2 separate regions of the Homo sapiens genome follow, and region 2 is linked to region 1. Evidence: chromatin loops called from intact Hi-C (ENCODE). Cell type or tissue: IMR-90. All regions are shown on one strand. Links, peaks and the distances in the headings refer to the core of each region. The heading gives the core; the rest is flanking DNA.

Evidence for each region. Peaks named below come from ENCODE experiments on the same cell type or tissue, not always from the same donor. Only the 100,000 strongest peaks of a DNase experiment are listed, where the experiment ranks them.
Region 2: a loop joins it to region 1, with 2.6 times the contacts of the local background. A loop is called at or near these places in 13 of 110 quality-filtered maps.

The regions. Positions count from the first base shown.
Region 1 is chr7:151,359,201-151,374,115 of GRCh38, reverse strand. It overlaps NUB1 (negative regulator of ubiquitin like proteins 1), which reads right to left. Exons shown (of 15, transcript NM_001243351.2): 8 at 13,869-13,975; 9 at 6,991-7,177; 10 at 6,148-6,255; 11 at 5,229-5,381; 12 at 1-19. It also overlaps a transcript of WDR86 not described here. Among named protein-coding and RNA genes, the nearest start is that of NUB1, 25 kb to the right of the region's middle. In IMR-90, for the core only: a CTCF peak has its summit at 5,820 (motif pointing left); DNase peaks (open chromatin) are centred at 5,795, 6,655, 7,075 and 7,765; H3K27ac peaks cover 2,003 bases.
Region 2 is chr7:151,420,604-151,435,518 of GRCh38, reverse strand. CRYGN (crystallin gamma N) reads left to right here. Exons shown (of 4, transcript NM_144727.3): 4 at 5,339-6,687. The coding sequence ends at 5,471. It overlaps LOC124901780, which reads left to right. Exons shown (of 1, transcript XM_047421163.1): 1 at 1-3,227. The coding sequence starts at 2,062. The coding sequence ends at 2,967. It overlaps MIR3907 (microRNA 3907), which reads left to right and starts at 1,880; the gene lies at 1,880-2,030. RefSeq lists enhancers at 2,241-2,330, 2,601-2,700, 5,122-5,321, 5,642-5,711, 6,489-7,008. In IMR-90, for the core only: no CTCF peak of the experiment used is centred there; DNase peaks (open chromatin) are centred at 6,398, 8,838 and 9,558; H3K27ac peaks cover 3,773 bases.

The DNA.
Region 1 (14,915 bases), core at 2,386-10,385:
TCCTTATTTGGGCCAGTTCCTTTAGGAAAACAGCAAAGTCCCATCCCAAGTTAGGGACTGAGATTTCACAGCCTCTCAGTCTGCGCTCTGCAGGATTCTCCGCATTTCCAGGCAAAGCCAAAAAACCAAAGCAAAGCACAGGGGGCCCTCTTTCTACCTCTCCTCACCCAGCCAAATGGCAGAGGTGCCACAGAGGCAGAGGGGTGGTGGAAGTGCTGCTTCTGAGGCAGGCAGTGGAAGTGAGATGCCCGTGGGGCAGGAAGGAGGTGCCTCGCCAGCCCCGCCATCCACCATCCGGCATCAGGATGGGCTGCTCGCCAACCCAGCACTCCCACTGCAGAGGTCGCGGGTGTGAGGTGCATGGATTCTCTTCTAGGAACCAGGTAGGAACCGGGTAGGAGAGCTTCTGCACGCGGTGGGAAGGCCTTCCAGCCTTCGATGAATCGCCCAGGGATTCAAGTTAAAATGTGATGTGGAATCAGGGGCTCCTGGGCAATGCCAAAGCTGGTGACCCGCCCCCCACAGCCTGGGGAGCAAGGACTCCAGGGCCTTCTGAGGCCTGTCATTCCATTCGGAACCCACAGAGTGCCCAGAGACAAAGGTCATCTAACCTCTTGGTTCTCAACCCTGTTTCTCAGAGTTGCCTGCTATTGCTGCAGGAGCGCAGGACGGCTGCAGAGGGTTCTAGTCTCTTCACCTCTCCCACCCAGGGCCAATCAGGAGAGTTCCCAATTTATTTTGTAAACTAGTATCCCCATAAAAATGTCATTTAAAAAGGGGATTTTGCTGCTTAAAAACAACAACAACAAAGCAAGTTTGAAAACCAGGAATTTAATCCAACCTCATTATTTTCCCAACAAGGAGACAGAAAGCTTTCAACAAAGTTAAGTGACTTGCTACATTCTCCCAGGGAGACCAGCCCCACCATCAGCAGCAGCGAGGACGGGGGAGAAAACAGACTCCTTCCTTCCAGAGACCTGATCCTGCCTCCTGCCCAGCCCAGGCAACAGGCGCCTCCCTGCATTTTCCCCACAGCAGGAAAGCGGCCTCATCTCTTAGGAAAACAAAAGCATCATCATTGTGGAACCAGACTCCACAGGCCCCACAGTAGGAGCAGGCAGAACAGAGTGGCTGCTGGAAACATCTCCAGGGATGAAGACATCTGTAGACTCATGGCCTGTCTCTATCACAGGAGAACCTCCTGGTGTGGCCCTGGAGTGCCCACAGCGCCAGCTCCCTTTGCTTCCCCTTCAGCTGCACCAGGCCTGTCTCATGCCCCCATTACGTGCTCTACCTCTCAGTGGCCAGTCTCCCCCAGCTCCAGCCCCGCTGCACAGGGCAGCAGGCTCCGTCATTCCAGTCACCTACCTGAAAGCCCGCAGCAGCTCCTGACCACCTCCCCACACTGAGGCACCAGCTCCTTATTCTGCTACTCAGGGCCCCCACTCCCTGGCCCCAACAATGCTTCGAAACTGACCTTATCCTGCCACACCACCCCAACCACACATGCCAGCAGGAGTCTTTCATACCACTCACATTTGCACTTTTATTTACACATACTCCATGTAAAATGCCTTTACTGGCCCCATCCTCTGCTTTCAATACAGTTTCTTCCATTTATATTCCAAAAGGCTAAGAAGCGCACCTAACATCCAAGCACAGAGAAGGACGCTGCCAGCCAGCGGACCTGGGCATTACCTAACACAGACCTCACACCAACTGGGAGCTTCGAAGAATACTTCCTTTCATTACAAATGTCTTAGTCTGTTTCCTTTTAATCATGTAAACACATGTGAGAACATTATTTTCTGAAATTTCTCTTTATACTAAGATGAGTTAGAAAGATAAAGTAGATCAAATCAATGACAGTGAGTACTGCACTGAAGTGGCTACAGTTAAGTAGAATCAGATCTCAAGAGAGAGGCACTGTATGGTCACAACAAGCTGGGATGGCCTCTTAGGAAGGCTACGTCTCACGGCCTGGCCATGCCGAAGCATGATCTGTGAGCTCCGTTTCTACAGCTGTTGCTTTTCTCAGATGAGAAACTGGTCTGTACTCAGGGCCATATTGCACAAAAAATATAAACTTTTAATAATTATGTATTAAAGGCTGGGTGCAGTGGCTCACACCTGTAATCCCAGCACCTTGGGAGGCCAAGGTGGGAGGACTGCTTGAACCCAGGAGTTTTGAGACTGGCCTGGGCAACATGGTGAGACCCCATTTCTACAAAAAAATAAAAATCAGCCGAGAGCTCTTGGCAGGAGGATCATTGGAGCCCGGGAGATCAAGGTTGCAGTGAGCCATAATCACGCCACTGCCCTCCAGCCTGGACAAGAGAGCAAGGCTCTGTCTCAAACAAAAACATGAACGAATTGTTTTACATTCAGCTCAGTCAGATGCTCATACCTAGAACGTTGGAACTCCGAGGGCAGCAGATTTCTCTTGCTCATCTAAAGCTCCGATAGGAGCTCACTTTCTGTGGGACATTGTTTTTGTCTTTCCAGCACCCATTCTACCCCTCCCTGAGGTGTGGGAGGCTGCTCCAGCTCCCCAGGTGGCCCCTGAATGGGCTAAGGTGGCAACCCTCTATCTCTTGCCACAGGCCTGAGCCAGTCTTGGCGTTCCTCCAGCCTCAGTGACAGGTTCAAGGCTGCCCAATCACAAGAAGCTCAGGATTTTCCCTGAGGATTCTGGGACACAGATTATGGCCCTTGTTGTGACTGGATGACACTGATGACATGGGGTGGGGGGTGGGGGTAAAAGACAGACCTCAGGTCCTCAGTGACATCAGTAAGCCACTGAATGAATCACCTAACCCTGAGACCTATCCTACTTCTGGACTTTTTACAAGTAAACGGCCAATAAATCCCACCACATCCCTTGTTTTGATGTTTAGGCCATTTTGGGTTTTTTGTTGTTGTTGTTGCTTTCAGCCAAAGGCATCGTAACTAACAACATCTGTTGGGTGGAAGAGGGAGAAGGATCAACTGCACTATATACACTGGTTTTTTTATTTGCATTTTCTCCAAGGGCTTTTAACTTCAGAAATGTACAAGTGATATGACTCCACTATACTTTAAAAGACCACCTCTGAGCAACAGCTCTTCCCATGTGTAAGATGAGAAGTACCTGTCCTGTGGCCTCTCGGCTGGTCACAGGCAGAAGTGAATGACATGAGTGTGACAATGTTTTATGAACTATAGTCTTATACAGTGATGAGAACTGTTTTCCAAATGATCTCATTTTAAAACACTAGCTTTCCAGATGCTAATAAAATCTTACTTCATTCTCAGTAAACTATCGCAAGAACAAAAAACCAAACACCGCATATTCTCACTCACAGGTGGGAATTGAACAATGAGAACACGTGGACACAGGAAGGGGGACATCACACTCTGGGGACTGTTGTGGGGTGGGGGGAGGGGGGAGGGATAGCTTTAGGAGATATACCTAATGCTAAATGACGAGTTAATGGGTGCAGCGCACCAGCATGGCACATGTATACATATGTAACTAACCTGCACATTGTGCACATGTACCCTAAAACTTAAAAGTATAATAATAATAAAATAAAATTAAAGGAAAAAATAAATAAAAATAAAAATAATAAATTCTTACTGGTAGTGGAGTAATAGTAAAGCAATAAATCAGTATCAGCAATGTTCATTTTTCTGTTAGTACTGAATTAGACCATGTAAAACTCAAACACACAGAACTCAACTTTTCAGCTGGTCGCAGTGGCTCACACCTGTGATCCCAGCACTTTGGGAGGCCAAGGCGGGAGGATCACTTGAGGTCAGGAGTTCGAGACCAGCCTGGCCAAATTGGTAAAACCCCATCTCTACTAAAAATACAAAAAGTAAAGCTGGGCGTGGTGGTGGGCACCTGTAATTCCAGCTACTTAGAAGGCTAAGGCAGAAGAATCACTTGAACCTGGGAGGCAGAGGTTGCAGTGATCACGCCACTGCACTCCAGCCTGGGTGACAGAGTGAGACTCTGGAATAAAAAAAAAAAAAAGAACTCAGCTTTTCAAAGTCTCTGCCTTTACCTACTCATTGACTTCTATAGCAAGACCCAAAGGACCACGATTGGACTAGGCAAGAGAGAAAGGTAATGACCACAGCTGGTGTTGTAAAAGGAGAAACCCTGTGACTGCTCACCACGGAATGAACCCACGAATCCACTCCCTCTCTGGCATCAGGTAGGCAAACAACCACGGGGCTTTCCTGCTCCCATCCAAATACCCCTGAGGCTGCTTTTTTCCTTCAGGATTATCCTAGTGTTTAGCAAAAAGGGAAACGAGGTAACATACATGTGAAGATTCTAGAGACTTCTATGGCTGGAGTTTACAGCTAGAAAGGACCTGTGAGATAATCTAGTACCAACTTCTTGTTTTGGCAAGAAGAAAAATGGCTCTCCTGCTAATATTCCACCATGACCGCCCTCTAGACCTCAGTTCTTTCACTGCAGAACATATTGGATAGAATAAGGATGCTTCCAACTCCAAAATTCTAAGGTTTTCTTTAATGTACTTAATTGTTTCAAATGATTATAGTTTTTTAACCTGTGCTTTCATAATATAATACAACTTGTTTCTATGATTTGACTTATGTTTCTAGGCAAGGATGCAATCCCCAACTTTAATAATGACCTCATGAAAAAACAATTTTGTTTTTAAAATGACTTCCAGAAATACACTATGGTGTTAAAGAAAGAGAGAGAGGGGACCGTTTGCCACCACAGCAGGAAACAAAACTAAGGAGACTGCAGCATGTGAAAAATGATCCAATTGAAAAAGACAAGTTTCGGCCAGGCGCGGTGGCTCACACCTGTAATCCCAGGACTTTGGGAAACTGAGGTGGGCGCATCACTTGAGGTCAGGAGTTTGAGAACAGCCTGGCCAACATGGTGAAACCCCATCTTTACTAAAAATACAAAAATTAGCCAGGTGTGGTGGCACACACCTGTAATCCCAGCTACTCAGGAGGCTGAGGCACGAGAATTGCTTGAACCCGGGAGGCGGAGCTTGCAGTGAGCCAAGATCGTGCCACTGCACTCCAGCCTGGATGACAAAGTGAGACTCTGTCTCAAGAAAAAAAAAAGGACAAGTTTCTCCTTCCTTCCCAATCTGGAGTAATAAAGAGTTCCTGGTTATTAACACTCCTGTGGGATTATCTTTTTTTGTTCTTTCATACCCAAGAGAGCTAGGGCATGTGAAAGTGGGTACCTCTCTGCGGTTGGTAATATGAGTGGCCGCATGATCCACGTTCCCATCACACGCCCTCAGGCCAAGCCGGGCTTCCTGGGCAGTAAACCCCAACTGCAACAAATTGTCCACTTTTGATGGATCAATATATAGCTCTTTAAAGAGCTGACGTGCCTAGAGACAGGGAAATGTAAGAATCATGTAACCACGGCAATACTTAAAGCTTAATACAAAGTGAAAGCCTAAAAGAAATTAGATTGTATCCAATGTGAATTAAAAGGCATCAGATTTTGGATAAAATCTCTAAACTAGGCCTGTTATTAACAAGTACAAATGGAAACAGACCAACACTACCTCTACTCACATAACTTAGCCACAGCACAACACGAGGTAAGAGGCTGGGTGTTGCAGAAGTGACTGGTAACCACTTTGTTTTTGCAACAAAAGCCCCCGAATTTCAGCTGTGCACGTGGCATTTCTCACCCTCCCTTGCAGCTGGGTGTAGCCAGGTAGTGAAGTCGAAGTCAATGGCATGCAGCCACAGCGCTGGGTGCAGCTGCGGGGTCATCTCTCCAGTGGCCTGCTCTGGACTCTCTCTTGCCCCCTCTGCTGGCTGGAAGAGGCACTGACAGGAGCAACCTAGGACGCCTCGCTGAGGCTGGCGGGCTGCTCACTGCTCCGGCCTGGCTCACCTCTAGACGGCAAGATGAGTGAGCCATAAACTTCTATCCAATTAAAGTCACTGTCTTTTTGAAGTCTCATTACAGCATCTGGCTGTACTCTAACATATACAAATATGTTTCTGGTTCAACATCTCCTGTGCACGGAGAAAGCACAGGCATGTTTCTCACAAGTCACAAACTACTAAGTTAAAATCCTTAACTTCTGGGAATGTTTTTTAAAAGGAGGTGAAAATTGGTTACAACTTTACTTTTCTTACCTTGTTAAGATACTCATAAGCCTCTACATCATTTCCACTGTGATAGTTTCGGATCCCTTGAAGTAAGTAGAGTCTTAGAAACAGTACCTTCTCTTTCCCACAATTTCCCTAAAATTATTGAAGAAAAAAAGGATAAAATTGCCTTATTTCTAATTACAGGTCTATAATACTCATCTCTGTCATTCCCTTGGTCTCCAGAGGGGCAACATGATAGGTATTAAAATGTCCATGGCTTCACTATGACTGACGGCAAAAGTGAAGCCCCCTCTTCCCCATCCCCTGTGGTATGATAACATTCCTCATGCCACACAGGAGAGTCAGTGTCAGGGCACCAGCCTCCAGACATGCAGCACAGTGGCCCTTCTGGTCAGCAGAGAAGTATGCAGAAATCCAAACCAGGTATCAGAGAGTCTGCATCAGCAGGATTTTGATGACTTGGGGAAATCAGAAAAATCCTTACTCGAGCCACAGCTCTTGAGCTGTGACTCATTCACGTAAACCATTACTGCTGAAATGTCTATTTTCTGCATTTACATCTTGCAAATTAGACTCTACCGATATAAAGAAGTCAGCAGCTCTCTCCTGGTCAGGGTGATCACTGATGGGGTTCTATGACTAGCAAACCATGTTCCTTTGGGCTAAATGCTCACACGCTAAGTAAGAGAGACAGCCAGATTTGTAAAACATTGAACACTTTATAAATATATAGTTTAAAAAGACTATACTGCATACTACTATCAAAATGAAATTACCTTCTGGCAGTAGTTCAAATACTTTAACAGGAATAAACACAAATGCTAGAAATGGACTCAACGAGACATAAGATGAATTCCAGGAACATACTTTTATGTGGACCAGTCTCTGATGATTTTCTCCGTAACAATTTTTAAAGCATTTCTGGGCCAAGTTTAATTTTTTTTCTGCATCATCAAGGCATTCCAGCTGTTCCAGGCGGAAGTAACACCACACTATATCCAGCTGGAGGACGGCGTAGTTATCCACTGTGTCCAGCAGCTCTCTGCAACACTCACTGGAAAGAGAAGGACAGTGACATCACTGCCAAGCAGCATTTGAAACATTTTTAGCATTTGAAACCTTTTTGTGAATGACTGGAATTCTTTCCCCGTTCTTGGTATATATTCAAAGGCTGACTGCTCTAAAAGAGAGATCCTAATGTTTAGGAAGGGAGCTGTGTTTATAATCTCATCCTTCTAATGGGGGAAAGAAAGAGAAATCAGAAATCAGGGCTTAGGAATCAAAGCTTACCACCACTTGCCCCAGGACACACATGCAGCCCCTTGATAGGAAGCAGAACCCAGGGCCACTGTTTCAGAGGCCCTCAGCAAATACGGGGAAGACCATGCTTTAAAGCTGTGACTTCCAATCCTGACTGCAAATCAGCATCACCTGGGCCAGAGCAACGTTCTTTCTTTCTTTCTTTCTTTCTTTAAGAATCATTGATCCCACCCAGACCAAACATAACAGAAATTTCTGGGGGTTGGGCCTGGTGGTTATACTGCCAGAGTCTCCCCAGCTGATTCTAGTGTACAGCCAGGGCTGAACACCACTTCTTTAAAGACACCAAAAAAATCCCTACGTACTATGAATGCCTCAGCTGATGACGGCTCTGACAAGGCATTCATGTTCAATCATATTCAAGCTGGGGGAAAAACAATCCAGAAAGCACCAGGCTCTAACGGCCCAGCTGATTTCTGAGGGCCTGTGTGCAGGCAAAATTTGACTCCGTATTCGTGGCAGCAGGCTGAACCCAGGCGCAGCAAAGGGAAGAAAGACAGCAACAGAAGTCAGTGTGCTCCAGGAGGAGCACTGACAAAGACAGCCATCAAGGTGACTAATTTTAAGTTATGATTACATTAAAAATTCCTAATGCCAATCTAGGTCTCAAGTCTTCAATAAGAACATTTGGAACCACACATTGTATATGAACAAGGTTTTCTCTCTTTATGTTCATTGGTGTTCTACTAAAAATAAGAATGCTCTTGTATAAAACTACAAAATCCACATGGCCTCAAGCTTCCTGTCCTGCCTATCAAAATATGCATGGAATAAAAAAAAAAGGACTTTAATTTTGTCATTTACTCTTTAAAACAGTAGTCTCCTAAAGAGGGCCCATGTACACAGTCCAGTTGTGGGTGCGGCAAGAAAAATGTATCACAGCAGTATTTTTATATTTATTTTCATCTCTCTCAACATTTCTAATTTCGTGAATGTTTGAGAACACATACACCATGTTTTACACACGTGTGCACGCAGACACACAGATGTGGAGCTGGGTGAGGGGTGCTTTCTCCAAATCTACGGCTCAGCCTGAGAACCTGCCTTTGAGAGAAACAGCAGCGCTTTGTGGATTGTGGTCTGATCTCACAGTCGTGTTGAGATTTCCTGCCTCTAGGCACATTCTGGTCCCAGTGACAGAAGACTCTCCTGCCACTCGCAGGAAAGCAATGGGCATGTGGCCGAACTTCTCCATCTCCTGCATGTTGCTTTAACAGGCTCGTTCATGTTTTACTAAGCATCAAGAGCGTGGGCAGAAATGGCCTCATGTCAGTTAAAAATAAAATCAATATGCACTTATCTCAAGTTTGACCCAGGAGTGAGTATTTATTTGTGCAGCCAAAAAAAAAAAAAAGAGAGAGAAGAAAACCAACAAAATGAACAAACACACAAAAAACCCAAAGCAGAGGTCTCATATTAGAGGGGTACATGTCATCCTTTTAGTTTTGAGAAATCAACACTTATTATTATATATAAAACTATATTTAAACCTGATCATTTGCTTGGGGCAAAGTGGTTTCTTAAAGCCTGGTATAAATTGCATTTAGAAGGCTGGGTGTGGTGGCTCACACCTGTAATCTCAGCACTTTGGGAGGCCGAGGCAGGAAAATCACTTGAACCCAAGAGTTTGAGACCAGCCTGAACAACATAGAGACTCTGTCTCTAAAGAAAAAAAAAAAATTATAAAAATAAAAAATTTCATTTAGAGTGTACTTTTATTAACATTGCTTTGGTTTACAATTTTAGTAGCATTAATATTCAACACTGTTACATTTTCATGCTGACGATATTAAAATAAACGTAAAATATTTATTTAAATAAAATCTACTGAGCCTAGCTTTCAAAAAATTAAATCCTGGCCAGGCACAGTGGCTCACGCTTGTAATCCCAGCACTTTGGGAGGCCGAGGCGGGCAGATCACCTGAGGTCAGAGGGTCAAGACCAGCCTGGCCAACATGGTGAAACCCCATTTCTACAAAAATTAGCGGGGCATGATGGCGGGTGCCTGTAATCCCAGCTACTCGGGAGGCTGAGGTGGGAGAATTGCTTGAACCCAGGAGGCGGAGGTTGCAGTGAGCCGAGATCGTGCCATTGCACTCCAGCGTGGGCGACAGAGCGAGACTCCGTCTCAAAAACAACAACAACAAAAATTAAATCCCATTTGAGCTTAAGTCGGTTATTTAACAGAAATTTATTATGTTTGTCTTACAGTTTTTTTGTTTTTTTTTTTGTTTTTTTTTGTTTTTGTTTTTGAGACGGAGTCTCGCTCTCTCCTCCAGGCTGGAGTGCAGTGGTGCAATCTCGGCTCACTGCAAGCTTCGCCTCCCGGGTTCCTGCCATTCTCCTGCCTCAGCCTCTCAAGTAGCTGGGACTACAGGCGCCTGCCACCATGCCCGGCTAATTTTTTGTATTTTTAGTAGAGACGGGGTTTCGCCCTGTTAGCCAGGATGGTCTGATCTCCTGACCTCGTGATCTGCCTGCCTCGGCCTCCCATAGTGTTGGGATTACAGGCGTGAGCCACCGCGCCCGGCCAGGCTTACCTTTCTTGAAATTAATATTTATTTAACATAAAAATTTTAGGCCAGGCGCGGTGGCTCACACCTGTAATCCCAGCACTTTGGGAGGCTGAGGCGGACGGATCACCTGACGTCAGGAGTTCAAGACCATCCTGGCCAACATAGTGAAACCCCGTCTCTACTAAAAATACAAAAACTAGTCGGGAGTGGTAGTGGGCACCTGTAATCCCAGCTACTTGAGAGGCTGAGGCAGGAGAATCGCTTGAACCCAGGAGGCAGAGGTTACAGTGGGCGGAGATTGCAGTAAACTAAGATTGCGTCACTGCACTACAGCCTGGGCGACAGAGTGAGACTCCGTCTGAAAAAATAAAATAAAAAAATAAGCCAAACTTACCTAACTTTTTTCAAGAAAGGTTAGCTAAAAAGTCATTTTCAATTTTATTACTGGTTTTAGGGAATTGGATTATAGTGTGCTGTAGTGTAGTTTTTTTCTGATATTTCTTGTACTTGGGGTCATTAAAGTCATTGCATCTGGGGGTTTATAGTTTTCATCAAACTGGGAAAAATTAATGGCCATTTTTTTCTTCAAGTATTGTTTCTGTCCCACATGTCTGCCTTTCCAGGGACTCCAATTACATGCATTTTAGGCCGCCTGAAATTGTGCCACAGCTTGCAGATGCTCTGTTCATTTTTTTTTTTTTTTAGCCTTTTCTCTGTTTTTTCAGATAGTTTCTATTGCCTTATGTAACATTTAACTAATCTTCTCTTCTATAGTGTCTATTCTGCAGTTCATCCCACCTAATGTACTTTTCATCTTGGATGTTGTACTTTTCATCTCTTACATTCTAATGTGGGTCTTTTGAATGTCTCCCATGTCTTTATCTGACATGTTCAGTTGTTCCTCTGCCTTCTTCAGCAGATGGATTACAGTCACTGTTTTAATGTCCTTGTCTACTAATTCTATCTTCTGTGTCACTTCTGGATCTGTTGCTACTGACTGATTTTTTTGCTTGTTATAGGTTACATTTGCTTGTTTCTTTGCATGCCTGCTAATTTTTCAGTGGATGCTGGATATTTTTGAATTGCTAAATTATTGAGTTTTGTTAGGGATGCACTTATTTGAAAACGGTAAGTTAAGGGTACTGTTCAGGAGTAGCTTTTAAGCTTTGTTAAGTGAAACCAAATTATGCCCTAGTGCTGAGGCAACACCCTTCTGAAGACTCTATTTGACGCCCTGTGACTACCAAATCCTCCACTCTGGCTGGTGGGAACATAAACTATTCCTGGCCTTCTATGAACTCGGAGGATTATTCCCTGCTTCTTTCATGTGGTACCTTGCCCAGCCCTGGGCGGTTTCCTCACACACATGTGCTGATCATTACTGAGCAGAAGACTCAAAAGGGCTCCTCTGAAGCTCTCTGACACCCTCTCTCTGGCAGCTTGCTCCTCTCACCTCCTTGGCCTCCTGCAAGCCCAGCTCCATCTCTTTAACTCCAGGGAGCACAAGGCTCTGCCTGGGTTTGCCCTCCCTGCCCCGTAACCTGAAACTTCTCCAGACACTGAGCTCCCCTCATGTTTCCCTACCTCAGGGTCACCGTTCTGCACTGCCAGGAAGTCACTGTTTCATACAATTTGGGGAAAGAAACTATTCTTGGTCATACTACATACCATACTCCAAGACATATGGTAGGAAGTTGTGACAAAACTTCTAGCTTACTTGGAGAAGTAAGGGGGAAAAGTCAAATGGAAAAGGAAATGGAAAAACTGAAGTTTCCTCCATCTGCATTCTATTTGGCTTACATTACTGCTGATTTCCTTTATGAAAAGAGAGAAATCACACACACACAAAAATATGCTAACAAGTTGGCCAGGATAAATAGATGCCCAGGATAAATAGATGCCCAGGAAAAAAAAAACTTTCTCTACTTAGAAAGACATTGTTAATTATTATTTCATTATTATACCTACCACTTACCGGACATGTTAATGTATCATGAACTGAAGATGTAGCCAAATTTGTATTCAATGGTTCCCTGAGACCTAAAAATTATTTCAAGGATTTGTCCAGGATAAAAAGATTGAGGGAGGCTCACACAGATGTATGAAGATCAACCATGTCTTTATAACTGCAGAAGCTTAGTTATGAGTGTATATGGAAGCTCATTATACTAATTTTTATTTTTATGACTATTTGAAATTTTCCATAATAAAAAATTAGAAACAACTATGGAAGGGAATGAAAAATTTACCTAAACTTTTAGGACCTAATTTAAAGCCTGTTTACCCTACACTGTTTGCAGAAGAGAATGAAACTGACATCCAGAAAGAGGCAGAGACAGAGACCCCAGAAGCACAAACCAGCCCTCATTCTCACTATTCCCAGCCCGGCCCCTCCCCTCCCAATTCCTTTTTTGTGTACGTTAAAGTTGGGACTTGTTCACTTAGAACCCAAAGGCACTGACCAATGGAAAACTATAAATATTTGCATTCATCTTCTGGGAGTATACAGTATTATCTTGGGAATGCACCAAAACAGAAAAGAAGTTAACACTAAATTTGTTAACTTTTGACCATTTTCAAAAAATCAAGTCTACTTTTCAAATGTTGAATATGTCTGCATCATAGTCTCTTAGTACCGTTTCCCATGAAGAGGAACCAGGACTCCTTGGGAAATTGCTGATTCCTGGTCTGGGCATTAAATGCCCAAGATGAGCCTGGAGTATCTTTGGATTCCAGAAATCAGAGACTGCAAAGACTAGCAGGGTCAGGTCAAAAAAACATGGGCTGCCTGCCAGCCAGCATGACCAATTTAAGCACTGAAGTTTGAAACACATCAAATGTTTTAAATCCATGAGTTAATAATGACACTTAAGAAAATGAAAAGAAAAAGAAACCTCTTTGGTCACCTTTGGAGGGTGATAGTGAAGCAACTCATTTATTCTGAAAACAAGAAAATAAGGAGAAAGAAACAAAGTATTTTATTCTAACTTTCCTATACAAATTGTACCTCCACATATAAAATAACTGATGAGCAAAAACAAATTTTTCAGAATTCCAGCAATAAATGCAGAAGGGAGGCTGGGTGCGGTGGCTCACACCTGTAATCCCAGCACTTTGGGAGGCCAAGGCAGGAGGATCACATGAGTCCAGGAGTTCAAGATCAGCCTGAGCAACACAGGGAGACCCCATCTGTATAATTAAAAAAAAAAAAAAAAAAAAAAAGCCGACACAGCGACTCACACCTGTAATACCAGCACTTTGAGAGGCTGTGGTGGGTGGATCACTTGAGCCCAGGAGTTTGAGACTAGTATGGGCAACATAGTGAAACCTCATCTCTACAACAAATACAAAAAAATTATCTGGGCATGGTGATGTGCACCTGTGGTGATGTGCACCTGTGATCCCAGCTACTTAGGAGGCTGAGGTGGGAGGATCACTTGAGCCCAGGAGATGGAAGTTGCAGTGAGCTGAGATCATGCCACTGCATTCCAGCCTGGGTGACAGAGTGAGACTCTGTCTCAAAAAAAATAAGTACAGAAGGAATAATATCACCATTATACAGCTCTTAAACAACGGATTTGAGGAATAATCATCAATACTACCCCAAAACCATTAGGTGAAAAGCTGACAGGAAACTTTATAATGGAAAGTTCCGACTAGCAACATAGCACATGTACAGAAGAAGAGAGGATATCCTACCTGCTTGAAAATTCTTTTCTTTACAGGGAGGAAAGGTCAATTAGAAATACAAAGGGAAGAAGAAATTCACCAGTTTACACCATAACTACTCTTTTACATTAACCACTGTTGTAGATGAAAGTCTGCAGTCTCAAGGGCATGGCAGGGTGTTCTGTATAGTCTGGGCCATCTTCCTTAAAGCTGGTGTTCACCAAGTACAAAAGCGCCTACCAGAAATATTTGTCAGCGTCCAACAGACATGGCAAGGCTATTCCATATTCTTTTCTTTTCAGGAAAGCTCTGCCCTTCTCATGATATCCCATAGCTAACATAAGGGCCTAGGAAAAAATACAAATTTAAAAAACATCACTTTAAAATATAATAAGGCAAATTATATTAAAAGCATATTACTTTTTAAAAAACAAAGTAAAAAAAATGAAAACAAGATCATAACTCAATCTAAAAGCCAAAATTAAGAAAAATATAATTAATTAAAGCTTTATTTCATTTAAATACTGAAGCCAAACACTTCATTTATTATAGCTGATACAATCCTAACCAGCACTTGGCCCTTTGCTTTCATTAGTTTATTTTCGTATCCACTGATCTGGATTCTACTTCTAATATTCTATTCAGACTAAACATATTAAAAAGCAGCCAGTAATGCTTGTATCATTTTTATTTTATTTATTTTATTTTTTTGAGACGGAGTCTCATTCTGTCGTCCAGGCTGGAGGGCAGTGGTGCGATCTCGGGTCACTGCAACCTCTGCCTCCTGGGTTCAAGCGATTCTCCTGCCTCAGCCTGCCGAGCAGCTAGGACTACAGGCATGAGCCACCATGCCCGGCTAATTTCGTATTTTTAGTAGAGATGGGGTTTCACCATGTTGGCCAGGCTGGTCTCAAACTCCCGACCTCAGGTGATGTGCCGCCTTGGCCTCCCAAAATGCTGGGATTACAGGCGTGAGCCACGGTGCCCGGCTGCTTGTATCTTTAAAAAGGGCATTCATTTCACTTTCTATTCTTTTTTTTTTTTTGAGACAGAGTCTCGCTCTGTCACCCAGGCTGGAGTGCAGTGGCGCGATCTCGACTCACTGCAAGCTCCACCTCCCAGGTTCACACCATTCTCCTGCCTCAGCCTCCCAAGTAGCTGGGACTACAGGTACCCACCACCACGCCTGGCTAATTTTTTTTTTTGTATTTTTAGTAGAGACAGGGTTTCACCGTGTTAGCCAGGATGGTCTCGATCTTCTGACCTCGTGATCTGCCCGCCTCGGCC
Region 2 (14,915 bases), core at 4,025-12,024, 60 kb before region 1:
GTGTGCCCCCTCCTGCCCTCCCGCACACTCCCCTTTTGCAACTATCCTCTGAGCACCTTCAAGTTGGCCATGTATTTTCATTGTCCAGCCCACACCTCTAGGTCAGGTAGATATTATCGCCCCCGTTCTACAAAGGGCAAGCTGAGACTCAGAAGGCTGACTGCCCGGCCGCCCCGTGGGAGTGGCACAGCTGAGACTGCAGCCAAGCCTGTGTCTGTCCCTGTTCCAGAGCTAGCCGCTTTCCCAGGCCTCAGTCCCCTCCCCTCAGGCCAAGAGCCCCTCACACAGGTTCCAGCTGGCTGTGCATGGTTCTGGCGCCTATCGAAGCAATTGAGGAACAATTTGCCGTCTATACTACAGAGGTTCAAGGCCAGGGAGCTTCGGAGGGGATGCAGGGGGCAGAGGGACTGCAGGGAGACAGAGACTGGGCCGAGGCAGAGCTGGGCACAGGTGGTACCCCATGTCCATGGGCTCCAACCGCACAGCGAAAATATCCCCCCACAATTGTGTCTATGCTGAATATGTACATTATTCCCTGAAAGATACTGTACAACTATTTACATAGCGTTTATGTTGGATTAGGTATCATAAGTAATCTGGAGATGATTTCGAGTCCAGTAAGTCCTCACTTAACATTGTGGATAGGTTCTTGGAAACTGTGACTTTAAGTGAAACAATGTATGGCAGGTCCTCAAATATGTCATCTTGTTCAATGTGGATTCATTATAAAATTGATGAGGGGAGAAATGGCTTTGTTATATATCATGTGCTTAAAGCCACGGTTCCCAAGAACTTACTGACGGTGTTAAGTGAGGACTTACTATATATGGGAGGATACACATGGGTTATATGCAAATACAGTGCCATTTTATATCAGGAACTTGAGCATCCTCGGATTTTGATATCCAAGGGAGGTCCTGGAACCAGTTCCCAGGGATAGGGAGGGACTGTGTACATCCCACCTTTCCCCGGTGGCCTGATGTTGGCCCCCTTCCTGCTGTTTCTGTCACTCTAGCTGGCTCCAGGATTCCGTTTTACGAAATTGCATTTTGCCCTAAATTGGTGGCACCTGGAGCCCAGGGGTGGCATTCCAAAACAAGAATTTGCCCTGGAAAACTTGCTGGCTAAATTGTGTCTTGTAAGGCCCAAGTCATGCCTTTGCGTGGAGGATGTCCTGAGGCCCTAGACACAATCCCCCCGGCCCACCCCCAACGCTCAGGGGCTTGTTGAGAACGAAGGTGGGGAAGGTGGAGGCTAACATTTCTCTGACTGAGGGGCACACAATCCCCACTGTCCCTGAGAGGAGCCAGCCATCGGGACCCCAGGTGGGGGACCCAGGAGCTCAGCCTTTGCCGCCTAAGACTCTTACTCTTACACAAATGTAAGCCCTTGTCAAGGAGGTAACGCCCCCAGGTCCCCTCGATCCGGAGGGGACACTGCTAGGAGGCCTTTCCTGGGGTCGGGGGAGTGGGCAAGGCAGGGTCCCTCCACCACCTCCCACTGCCAAGACTCCTTCCCTCTGGGTCCCACATCAGCCCAGGCATGACCCATCCCCTCAGACCCGTGTCCTGGTGGGCTCTCGGAGGGAAATGCACTGGCGTTCTGCCTCCACCTACCCTCACCTGGGGAAGGGCACGGTGCTGATGTGGGCAGGACAGGCCCCTGCCCTTTCCTCTGTCTGCCTCCTCCCAGTAGCCACAGCCAGGACAGGGGACAGCAGGATGGGTGGTTCCCCGCCCCCTCCTTTTGGGGGTGTCCATGTGAGAACCCTCATGTGGCCCAGGACATGGCTTGGGGCATTTCTTGCCCACCACAGGGTAGGAAAGGACCAGCTGACTCTCTGAGGTGCCTCTGAGGCCCCAGCTGTGGCACAGGTGTGGGGTTGGAAAGCTGTAGGTGTGGAGGGGCATGGATACGGGGGCCATGAGGGTGGGGTCCAGGCTGGACCAGGCCTGCCCTGAGTCCCCCAGCAGGTGCTCCAGGCTGGCTCACACCCTCTGCCTCTCTCTCTTCCTTCCTGGCCCCAACCCTTGAGGCAGCAGACTGTGCCAGGCACCAGGCATGACAAGCCTCACTCGTCTCAGAGATGGTGAGGGAAGGACAGGGTTGGGCCAGCCCCTGCTCCGAGCTGTCCTGAGGTGTCTTCCTTGGACCACATGCCCCTTTCCAGGCAAAGGCCACTATCCTGGACCTCCAGTCCCTTCCTCCTGGTCCCCCGTTCCCTCCCCACCGCACCTTCCTGCTTTTCTGGGCCGGGCCCACAGCTTCCTGGGTGATGAAGAGCTGTGTTCTCTCCTGCCCCCACCAGCCCGAGGTCCTCCAGGCTCTGTAAAGACTTGTCCTGACTGTTTCTGCTCTCTGGGTTGTTGGTGGCTGCCCCAGTGGTGTGCAGAAGGGGAGGAGGACAGGAAGGGGCCCTGCTTGGGACTCCCCAACCCTCCTCTGTGCCCTGCAGGCTCCTCCATGCAACTGCACCCCCACAGCCCATTTCCTCTGCAGGGGAGGCCCCGTGAGGGCAGGAGGGGGCAGGAACCGTGTTGTGTGACCATGGCACCTCTGGTACCTGACACAGTGTTGGGCACACATGTGGGAACCTGCTGGCATTCACTGAATGAACGGTGCCCTCTGTGCCAGGCCCCCCACCAGGTGCTGGGGGTACTGTCTGTGCAAGGTGGTCCTTATCAGGGAACAGGAGTGTGTGGGGCGTGCAGTGATGGCGGGAGTGCATCCTTGCCAAGGATGGCTGAAATGCAGTGGCGCAATCTCGGCTCACTGCAACCTCCGCCTCCCTGGTTCAAGCAATTATCTTGCCTCAGTCTCCCAAGTAGCTGGGATTACAGGTGCCCACCACCACACCCAGCTAATTTTTGTATTTTTAGTAGAGACGGGGTTTCACCACGTTGGCCGGGCTGCTCTCAAACTCCTGACTACAAGAGATCTGCCTGCCTCGGCCTCCCAAAATTCTGAGATTACAGGCGTGAGCCCCCATGCCCGGCCAGGACTGGTCAGTTTTAAAATGTGGACATTACTGGGCCTGTCCCCACACATGTCACACCCCAGCATGGACCCCACAGGGCACTGGGGAAGGCACCGTGGGTGCCTTCGTGTAGCCCAGAGTGAAGGGGCCGCTCGACCGGGAGGGGTTGCTGGGTGGCCAGGCTGTGCAGGCTTTTCTCTCCGGAGTCCCGGGGGACTTCCTGGCAGCCCCTGATCCCCACTCCCCTGGCCTCCAGGTGGGTCCTGTATGAGGAGCCCAACTACCACGGCCGCATGTACGTGGTGGAGAGTGGCGACTTCCGCAGCTTCTCGGACTGGGAGGCCCACAGCGCACGAGTGCAGTCGCTCCACAAGGTGGTCAACTTCTTCCAGCCGAGCCCTCCCACCGGGATGGCCGGGCGCAGCTCTGGGGACAGGGGCAACCCCTTGCGGTCCCACCCAGACCTCGGGACCTTGGGCGATAAAAGTCCTCAAAGCCAACGGGCGGCTTCTGAGTGCTCTCTCGGCAGTGGGCATCCCAGCCCTGGGAGGAGCTGGATGATCCAGGGCGCTTTCCCGGACTCCCAGGGACCCCCTGGGCCAGGGAGGGGAGAGTGGTGGGGAGAGGTGGTGAGAAGCAATGGGGATGGGGCAGGGCCGGAACCCAGGCCGGTTCAGGACTCCCCAGGCTCGCTTGGGGCTCTGCCTCTCTGTGACTCGGCAAGGTGAGGCTGCCAGGCCATGTGGCCAAAGGCCTGACCCAGGGTCTCTGTGTCTGATCTCTGGGTTTTATCCTCATGGCTAATCTTGGCCTCGGAGTTTCTAAGGGAGACCCCTCTGGAAGGATGGTTTCGACCCAGGGCAGACCCCTCTCCTGCGAGAGAGAAAACAGTTAGTGGTGGTGAGTGTCAGGGTGGGGGCTTAGCTTGAACAGGTGGGCTCTGTGGGAATGGAGGGGCTTTCGGGGAGAAAGGGGCATGGGGCGTGTCTGCTGCAGCCATAGCCCCTGGAGCAGTAGGGCTGGCAGACCCAGAACCGGCGGCTCGCGTCTTCAGCTGGTGCAGCACCAAGCGCTCGCCTGTAGAATTCCTCCATTCCTGGGCCCTCTCCAGGACACTGGGTCCTCCTGTTGGGGTGGGCTTGAATCTAGAGGGGACACCCCACCCTTGAGGGGCAGAGGGGAGGGAGAAGTCTGTCCTGGAAGGAGATACTCGGCCCAGGCAGTGGGATTCCTGGGCATAAGAGGTCCACGTCCCCAAAAGCATCCCCCCACTCCCTCCCCACCCACGCCTATGCTTCCAACTCACTGGGGAGAGAGGAAAGGTCCCACGAGGGGAACTCTGGTCCCTGGGGGTGGCCCAGGTAACTCCCTGCTGCCGGCAGCCCTCCAGCAGAGTCCTGAATGGAGCCTGCCTGTGAGGAAACCATAGCCCACCCCAGAAGGAGGCAACAGATGGAGTGCTCTGGGCTTCTGAGGAGAACACAGGGGCCCTGGACCCGAGATTCCTGAGCATGGGGGCTCCTGGACATGGAGACCCCAAAGATGTCCACATGGCCTGTGCCTGGACCAAGGCCTGGCTGGATGAGGGATCAGTGGGGGGCCAGGTGCATGGGTTGGATCACCCGTGTGCCCACAGAGTTCTGGCTGTGGATCTGACTCCTGGTCCAGCCTCTAATCCCCGACTGCGATCCCAGAGTCCCCCCAACCAACTGGCTCCCGACTGGCCTCTCAGTTCCCGGGTCCTCCTCACCATACATCTTACTCCAGTTTTCTGAGTAGATGGAGGGGTTTGGACTGGGGATCAGCCCCTCTAGGCTGGTCGCCCAGCTCAGGACTCCGAGGGAAAGCCCATGAGCCCTGGGTTACTATCTGAGTTGAACTGAGACACCCCGACAGGCCTAGGGGGTGATGGAGTACGGCAGGGAGCTCAGCGAGGGAACACAGGGTTCCCGAGAGAAAAACAAAATCTCAGGGGCTGATTCTGTCGCACAGTGTGGTGGCCTGAGTGTGGTGGGCCAGGGGATGGCTGTCCCGTTCCTGGGTGTCCTCCAACCTCTCCCCATCCCTCACTGAGAGAGCAATGGAAAAAGAGTCACGATGGGTCACCCAATTCACCCAAGACAATTCCCCACCAAGAGCTGGGTGGCAAAGACGGAGGGGCCCCATGACTGCTGTGGGACCCCCGTAGGCTGTCCCATGACAGCCGAGGCCAAATGAAGACATGAAACCACTAGGCAACCGTCCACTCCGCCCAGGAAAGGGGAAGGGGCTCCCTGCTGCCATGTGGTAGATGGGTCCCCAAAAGGCCTGCTCTGTACCCCTAATGCCCTGGCCCCACCTCCTTTCACCTGCAAACCACAGAGCATGGAGCCCTAGAAGCTTCGGAGCTGAGGACTTCCAGCTGAGCAGCTCTCTTCAATCAGATCAAGGACCGGAAGAGGCCACCACAAAACCAGCAACAACCCAGCCACCTTTCCTGACTGCAAACCTCTGAGCCTGGAACCGATTGACATGTAAATGCACCTGCACCGTTTCTGAGCCGGGAGAGTGTTTACTTAAAATCATGCCCTCAGTTTTCATTTCTCTGCCAGTTTGTTAGGGAGGTGGAGCCTTCTGTGTGTCATATCTGCCAGCGGGAGGCCCTCCCCACCCATGGCAAGGGCCCTGTCTCTTCTGAAACAGCCGTCCAACCCTCCACCCCACAGCCTCCTTGGGCCTTGGCACCCTGCTGGCCTCAGGCCTCCACAATCTCGCACCTCAGCCCACAGCTGATGATGGTGATGATGTTGATGAATATTTATGGAGCACTGACTTAATGCCAGGCTCTGTAGTAGCTGGAATCTGTGTAATTTTACTTATCATATACAATAATGCCAAGATGATATGCTTATCACCACTGTACAGTTGAGGAGAGCCAGCCACAGACAGGTTAAGCAACTTGCCCAGGGTCACACAGCAGTCAGGACTAAAACCCAGGTCTGGCTGGCTGATTGATCCTTTTCGTTCCTAACCACTCCTCTATAGAGCACCACACATTTGCATATTTAGATATATTTTTGTCATGAATTTGGCGCAAACCCAAAGCCTCTCCAGGCCTCAGACCCTGTTCTGTGAAATGAGTGCAATCATGTCTGCTGTACCAACTGTATACCCTTGTAAAAGCCAAAGGCGTGACCCATGAGCGGGTGCCATATGAGGGCTGGTTAGTAGTAGGTGACCCAGTAGGTGACGGGGTGGGGAAGCAGGCAGGGGAGTGGCATCACAGGAGAGAAGGTAACTTGGCTCCAAACTCCAACCTGATTCCCACTCCATCCCTCACTAGGATGTGACATTGGAGAAGCCACTGCTGTGTGTCTCAGTGTCTTCAGACGTACAGCAGTGGTAATCATTCCGCCCCCTCATAGGCAATTAATGCCTGGGGAATGAAATGAGAACTGCAGGCCCCACCGGTTCAGTCCAGGTCCTTGGGAGTCACGGGAAAAACCAGGCCTAGCAGCCCTTCCCATGAGTTCCAGAGGCTTCCCCTGAACTCTTCCTCTCCTCCCCAGCACCAAGGCTTAGCAGCATCTCATTAACTGGTGATTTAATGCTTCTCGAATGGGCTTTGTGCTCCTGGGTGACCTCCCCCTCACCCCAGCCCCCTGCTCCCTAATCTGTCAGCAAATCTGCTTTTTGTCTGAAAGAGGAAAAACAAGATTCCCACCAAAGTGCTTGTGGGCAGCTTGTAATTTATCTGAAGTCCGTCCAGGGGTCGATGGACCGAGGGTGAGAGGCCCTCAAGAGCCACACATGCTTCACATATTTCTACCTCCCTCTGTGGTTTGGAAAGCTGGGACTTTCACAGAGCCATCCCCTCATGTCCTCAGCCCTAGGTCCCCCTGCCCTGCTGGCCCCCCGTGCACTGTTTATCAGGCCCAGTCTGACCACAGGAAAAACATTCCCTTTGAATCCCCCCAGCCACCCCATCCCCCGCACCAAGAAGTTCCTCTCACCAGCCAAGGGCTGGTCCAAGAAGTCTCTGTTGGCCCCTTCCCCTTCCTGGGCCTCCCTCCCATGCCCCGAGGTGGCCTGCGCCTGGCAGGCTACCGCCTTCTTGGCTGGAGGCTTCTTGGCTCACCTCTTCACCCCACTGGGTGCCTTAAGAGCAGGGCTGTCCTGCCTGTGTTCCCCCCAGGAAGCCACAACAGATCTTCAATCAAAGCCTGTTGGATGAGTTTGAGCCCAGGGACGTCAAAAAAAAAAAAAAAAAAAGAAGAAAGAAAAAGACAAACTAACAAAAAACTTGTCAAATGAGACAGTTTTAAAGGTTTAGCTCCAGAGTTTCAGTTTGTGAAGATGACAGACTTCTGGAGACAGACAGATGGTGCTGACGGCCGCACGACTATGTGTGTGTACTTAATGCCACTCAACCACACACTTCAAATGGTTAGGATGATAAATTGTATGTGTATTTTGCCATAATCAAAAAAAATTAACTCCTTGTTGCTGAGGTGCTCAGGACTGTTGGGGGCAATGTGGGAATGAAGGCCCTCGCTGGATCCCAGGGAACCCTGTGGGTCTCCTGTGCGACCATGCCCCACATTCCCTACCTGAAGAAGCTATCACCTGCTTATTGATTGCGTGGGTCCCATCGGCTTGGCAGGGCTCTTGGCTGTGGCTGCTGGGGAGGCTGAGATGCAGGAGGAGGAAGAGGAGGAGGAGGAGAAGGTCCTTGTCCTTCAGCAGGGATCCCTGGAGCGTCCCTGTGGTTACCTGGGACTAACCCTGCCTTCCGGACCCCCAGGACTTAGTAGCCCAGGTCTGGGGACACCAGGAAGGGGTGACTTGGGCAGCCTGCCCTGAACAGCGAGCATTTGTGTGAACAGGCTCCTGGCTTCCTTGCCTGTGGACAGCCCGCTTTGGAATTGTGATTTAAAAGGATCCTGTGGAACCCAGCTGGCGTGGGCTGTGCATGGAGGGGTGGAAGCCCTGGACCCAGCCTTGCTGGGGCTGGGGGATGGACTGGGCAGGTCAGTGCTGGTAACGCTAGTCCTGGTCCATGCCTGCCCTGGGACCCCCAGGACTGCCCTCCCTGGGTAGGGGCAGGGGCAGGGGCAGAGGATACGGCTGGGCTGAGGGTGCGCATTCTCATCCCGAAGAGGGCTCAGCGATGTGTAGGATTGCTCTGGCTAGGGGGCTGAGCAGGTTATAAGGACCCTCTCCACGAACCCTGCCTGGCCCCCAACACCAAGAGCGGGAGTTCTCACCAGTTGGGCTGGATCGTTCCGCGGGCTGAGATGGTCGTGCCCTGGGTTCCATTCCCGTAAAGTGTTCATTTCTAGGTGCCAGGCACAGGGAGCAGGGCGGCATGTCCCCCGCACAGTGTGCCCAGCCTAAGCACCAGCCCTGGCATTCCTAAACTGCACAGACAGACATGCGGGCAGTAGAAATGGGCGCTCCCACCCAGTGGGGCTGCTGGGTAGAAGTCCCTTCATGGGGCTGGTGATGGCCGAGGTGGTGTCACCTCTACACACAGAGGGGACGCTCAAGTGTTGCTTTATCCTTGGAGGCACTGGGCCCAAGGCCAGGGGAGGAGCCCATTGTGATAAAAACGCAGATACAAAAAGTAGGGGAAGAAATCTTTGCGGCAGAGGGGACTTAGAAAAATGTTGTAGAAAAAAGCGAGGCATCCATAATATTCTCCCCGCCACAAGTCCTGTGCTGTCTGCTAGAGAGGAACTGCTAATTGGGCCAAAGCAAGCAGGGAAACAGGATCAGCTCCATCATTCGCTCAGTCCCAAAGATGAAAGGAAGCTAGTTTTCCGGAAGAAGCCCAGCAATTCCTGGGACCGAGGCCAGAGAGAAGTTTCTTCCACGGGTCCGCTGGCCCCATGCCGATGACTCACAAGCTGCACCCTCAACGTTAGCCCTCCTGCGGGGAAATTAACAGGTTTCCTAGGATTTTCTGTAATAGCATCCCACAGGATTCGGTGGACGGCACTGTGCCAAAGTCAACTTTTTGTGGGGGAGGAGATTTTAACATTTCTGGTTTACGTATGAGTATATTGCTACTTTTAAGTGAACCTAATTGGGTCATGAAAGCGGGACCTGGCAATGACTGGTTATCAGTAGATACCAATACCAACAGCATTTTCTTGGGTAATTACTATGACACAAACTGTGTGCTAACCCATTTTTTACATATAACAAGGTGGGTATATTATTTTCTCTCTTTTACAATGGAAGAAATAGACCTAAAAGGATGATTGTAACTTGCCCAAATGTGTGCCATAAATGGCCAAAAAGGCCAAGTGCCCCTGGCCGTCTGACCCCAGCCCACACCTAACCCCCTCTACACATCATCCCCTGTGGCAACGGCTTCCCAATCTTTTTGACTGAGACTCACATGTAGGTCATTAGATATAAAACTAACACAGCTGTGTCACAAATAGTCCCGATCCTCACTATTTAGTTGAGCATCAATATTTTCTATTTTATTTTACTTTAAAAGAATGCTGGTCAGAGACCCACTAAGTTGATTTCGCAACCTCCTAGTAGGTCACAATTCTCCAGTTTGAAAAACACTACACCACTGCCTCATAGTGTAAACAAACGAAGATTTAAGGAGCCACAGCCTACGCTGTGGATTAGCTCTTCCAATCCCAGTGCCCTCCTCCCTCCCTTGCCTGCCTTCACTAAAGCATCCAGAAAAGCCAAATGCTCTTTTCTCTGCCTCCCAGGCCATGGGACATAGCTCTGGTCACTGAGATGAAAGCTGACAGAAGGACTTCAGAAAAAGCTTTGGCTTTCTGGATAAAAAGCCCCTTTCCCCTGGCTTCCTGCCTTGAATAAAGATGTGACGCCAGGAACTCAGGCAGCCTTCTTGTAATCATGAGATAAAAGCCAAGAGAACCAGGGAAAGGCTGGCACCAAGCTCACAGAGCTGCTAAATCAGCATCAGCAGCCACCCTTCTTGTTATGTAAGAGAAGTGAACCCCTATTTGTTTCACCACACGTAGGTTTTCTATTATTTGCAGCTGAAAACATTCCTAACTAATAACATAATAACCAAAAACCCCCAAACCTCAAACAGGTAGGTCCTCCTGTGTTAAACCCTGTGCTTCATTGTCTGGTGAGCAATAAAGACACTTGCACTTGGAAATACTAAAATAGATTTTAAAAAACCAACCTATTAAATAGTTCATCTATTTAAGGTCGTAGTTCGTTTTTTCCCAATTAGAGGCACTGCCTGCCCTGTGGCATATATTCAATGGCCACGGTATCCTGACCGTGGCTAATTTTTGTATTTTTAGTAGAGATGGGGTTTCACCATGTTGGCCAGGCTGATCTCGAACTCCTGACCTCAAGTGATCTGCCTGCCTCCGCTTCCCAAAGTGCTGGGATTACAGGTGTGAGCCACCACGCCTGGCCTATTTGTTTCTGTCATGGAGCAAACCCAGATTCTTTGGAAGAGAGTTTTGTGGGATGTGGAAATGGAAAACAATTGCATGGGAATGCCACATTCGGTGTGGGGCCTTTATGAAGAAACATGTGAAAGGTTTCCAGAAGAGAAGGCAACATGATTCACGTTGGAAACTGCAGGGCTGTGGTTGTTTAGATTAGAGAGAGAAGGGGCCGGGTGTCTGGCTGCTGTAACAAGTCTCTATGTTAATTTCCAAGTGCATCCCTATCTTCATTTATGTTTGATGGTTACCTGTCAGGTGAGCAGAATAAGTCTTGTTGTTCCTGGTTAATGAAAAAGGAATCGAGACCCTGAGAGGTAGAGGGGTTTGCCTGTGTTTACATCGTAGGTCTCCATGGAGCAGTCCAGACCTCTTCCCAGAACTCATGCTGGCCTTGCTACCCAGAATTCCTGCCTTTAGGGAATGACCCTTCCCCTGGCCCTGCCTTGGTTCTGGTGTGTGTGCCTCACCCTCAATGCCCTGCCACATGTGGGCTGGGCCAGTCAGATGCACTCCTGGGAATTTGAATCTTACACAGAGACACAGAGGAACCCAAGGTGGATAGAGGCTTGAGCCGAGTCCGTTTCTGTTACCTGCACACCAAAAACCCTAACTGACAGAAATTTCTACTAGACAGAAGGTTGAAGGCCACAGGCCAGCAGAAAAATGTAGGATATTTGGAATTAGTTATTGGGATCTAGATGAGTAGAGAGTAGTTAAACTCCCATTTACATTCTGGTGTGGATGGCATTATGGGTTGACACCATAACTTATACATTGAACTCCTAACCCCCAGCACCTCAGAATGGGACTGTCTTGCAATGCACTTAGTTAAGTTAGGATGAGGTGTGTCTTAGTCTTTCAAACTATCGTAACAAAATACCAGAGACTGGATGGCTTAAACACAGAAATGTATTTCCTCATAGCTCTGAAAATTGGGAATTCCAAGCTCAGGGTGCTGGCCAACTTGGTTCCTGGTGACGGGCCCCCTTCCTAACTTGCAGTTGGCTACTTTTTCGCTGTGTCCTCACACGGCAGAAGGAGCACAAGATCTCTCTCTTCTTCTTATGAGATTAGGTCTCCACCCTTATGATCTCATTTAAGTTTAATTAGCTGATAAAGCCCTATGTTCAAATACAGTCACATTGGAGTTTGAGCTCGGATACATCAATTTTGGGGGTGCACAGTTCAGTCCACATCAAGATCCTACTAGAGTAGGGTGGGCCCCTGATCCATCATGACTGGTGTCCTCATAAAAAGGGGAAATTTAATTAGATGGGCGTGGTGGGAGGCACCTGTAATCCCAGCTACTCGGGAGGCTGAGGCAGCAGAATTGCTTGAACCCAGGAAGCGGAGGTTGTAGTGAGCCAAGATCACCATTGCACCGACAACAGAGCAAGACTCTGTCTCAAAAAAAAAAAGGGGGGGCGGGATTTAGAGACAGACACACACACAGGGAGACCACCATGTGAAGATAAAGGCAGAGACCCAGGTGATGCTTCTGTGAGCCAAGGAACCCCAAAGACGGCCAGCAAACCGCCAGAAGCTGGGAGGGAGGCCTGGAACAGATTCCTTGAAGCCTCGGAGGGACCCAACCCTACTGACACCTTCATTTATTTCCGACGTCCAGCATCCAGAACTGTAAGACAGCACATTTCTGTTGTTTGAGCCATTCAATTTGTGGTACTTTGTTATGACAGAAATGAAAGGGGAGAGCTGCCTGTGGTACAGACGGGCCACATGCCTAGTCAGGCCACCCTCCGTGGCCAGCTGGAACCAGGTGTGCACTTGTAATGCCCAACCTTGTTTTTACTAACCCTGTTTTTAGACTCTCCCTCTTCCCTTTAATCACCTAGCCTTGGTTCCACCTGAATTGACTCTCCCTTAGCTAAGAGAGCCAGACAGACTCCATCTTGGCTCTTTCACTGGCAGCCCCTTCCTCAAGGACTTAACTCGTGCAAGCTGACTCCCAGCACATCCAAGAATGCAATTAACTGATAAGATACTGTGGCAAGCTATATCCGCAGTTCCCAGGAATTCGTCTGATTGATAACGCCCAAAAAGCCCCGCTTCTAACACCTTATAATAGTCTTAAAGCCTCTACACCTGGAACTGTTTACTTTCCTGTAACCATTTATCCTTTTAAGTTTTTTGCCTACTTTATTTCTGTAAAATTGTTTTAATTAGACCCCCTCCCCTTTCTAAACCAAAGCATAAAAGAAAATCTAGTCCCTTCTTCAGGGCCAAGAGAACTTTGAGCATTAGCTGTCTCTTGACCACCGGCTAAATAAACGGACTCTTAATTCATCTCAAAGTGTGGCATTTTCTCTAACTCGCTCAGGTACAACACACTGAGGCAGGGTTTTGAGGGTCGTACAGTTGCTGTTGCAACATAATTTTAAAAGAATGCAGAACGCAGCTGACATGTAGTTGCCTCTGACAGCACTGGATATTTGGATGCACATCAAGATTAAATCCGACAAAGCTCCTCTCAAGGTGGAGAGCAGAACTCAAGGCCTTCCTGTGACCAGTCTAAAATCTCATTAGGGACAGAGTTTGGAGACGAATCCTGTAGGTTGCTAAATGAAAACGTTAGTTGTCTGCATGAACTTCCCAGAGATTTGATGTGAAATTTAAAGCACTAACACAAAAAGAATGAGACACCAACCATTGGAACGGGGATATTTGGGAGTATTTGGAAAACTAGAACCTCCAGATCCCCCAAGTCCTTTAAAACACCCCCCACTATGTTCCTCTTACCTGAGAAAGATGCTCCTCTTTTGAAGGAGAGAATTAAGAGTTCCCTTCACAGCCCACTATGTAGCGTTGCTTGCCCCATAACAGGAGTTCAGCGTGTGTGGCTTAGACTAGAGGGAGAAGTACAGAGAGACCTAGAGAAACTGCCGGAGGTCACTCATCCACATTGCCAGAAGTCTGGAGAATGTTTGTGGGAATGGATTTTTGAGGGTTCTTGGCCAAAGAGGGAAGAACTGGATTCTGGCTTGCACCAAGGGTATTGATAAGACAATTCTGCATTCTGTGTACTGGCTTAGGGGGTGCTGTCCATGTCCTAACAACCTGCTGATGCAAAGTTGATGGTGTTGAAGTGGCGCAGAAAGGCTAGGAACCCTTGGCATAAGAGAGGGACTGGTTCTGAGCTGTGGGAGACAAGATGCTGAAATAGATCCTTTTGTGTGTTTCCACCCCACCCACCCCTTGGGATGGACCTCAGGATGGAATCAGGCGACTCCTCCACCCTCAGCCTTGCCACAAAGAGTAAACTGCCATGGATTGTTAATGGGAGGGACAGTGATAGAAGGGGGATCCCCAATCTCTGAGGGGTGAGAGGAGCACTGGGAGCTGGAGGTCTTCACTCCGGAAGTGCACTGGGTAGGGCTAAGTGGAGCCTGGATCTCAGGGAGTCGTCTCACCTTCCAAAATCTCAGGTCATGGATGATTGACAGGTATCCCCCAAATTAAGTCGGTAATCAATCCACTCATGTCCCCCTTTTTTTGTAGACTCAGGAAGGTTGCAAGAGGCCCAAGTAGAACCAGCATGCTAGAGAACCATGGCCTGTTATGAAATTCCCAGACCCGGGTCAGCCCACAGACCTGGCACCCTTTGAATGTGAAGGCCAGGCATCCTTGAAGAGGGCAGCTGCTATAATATCACATGTGTATTCTGACTTTTTTTTTTTGGGGGGGGACAGAGTCTCACTCTGTTGCCCAGGTTGGAATGCAGTGGTGCAATCTTGGCTCACTGCAACCTCTGCCTCTTGGGTTCAAGCGATTCTCCTGCCTCAGCCTCCTGAGTAGCTGGGATTACAGGTACATGCCACTGTGCTGGCTAATTTTTGAATTTTTAGTAGAGATGGGGTTTCACCATGTTGGCCAGGCTGGTCTTGAACTTCTGACCTCCTGTGATCTACCTGCCTCAGCCTCCCAAATGCTGGGATTACAGGCGTGGGCCACCATGCCCAGCCTTTCTGTGACTTAACTTTAAAAACTCTGACCTTTGAGCCAGGTGGGTGCTCATGTCTATAGTCCCAGCTACTCGAGAAGCTGTGGTGGGAGGACTGGTTGAGCCCAAGAGTCCGAGGCTGCAATGAGCTATGATCATACCAGTGCACTCCAACCAGGGTGAAAGAGTGAGACTCCATCTCTTAAAAAAGAAAAGGTAAGGTATTTAAGCCTTCTCTCCTTGGAATTAAACTTGGTGCAAAAGCACACTGGGAAAAAGCAGGCTGGAGCCAAGTCCACTTGCAGCAACATCGTGGAGATGATTCCACAAGGCCCAGCTGCCGAGCTCCCTGGCATCTCCCTAGTGCTTATCCTTCAAATCTGGATATTTATCTCTATCTTCTCTTGCTCTCTTTTCAATAAATCCATTTTTCTTGCTTAAACTCACTAAACTCATTTATTTCACCGCAACCAGAGAATCTGGATGGTTCCCACTTTCTCCCTTTTTCTGCTCCCAGCAACATAAAGGCGGGTGT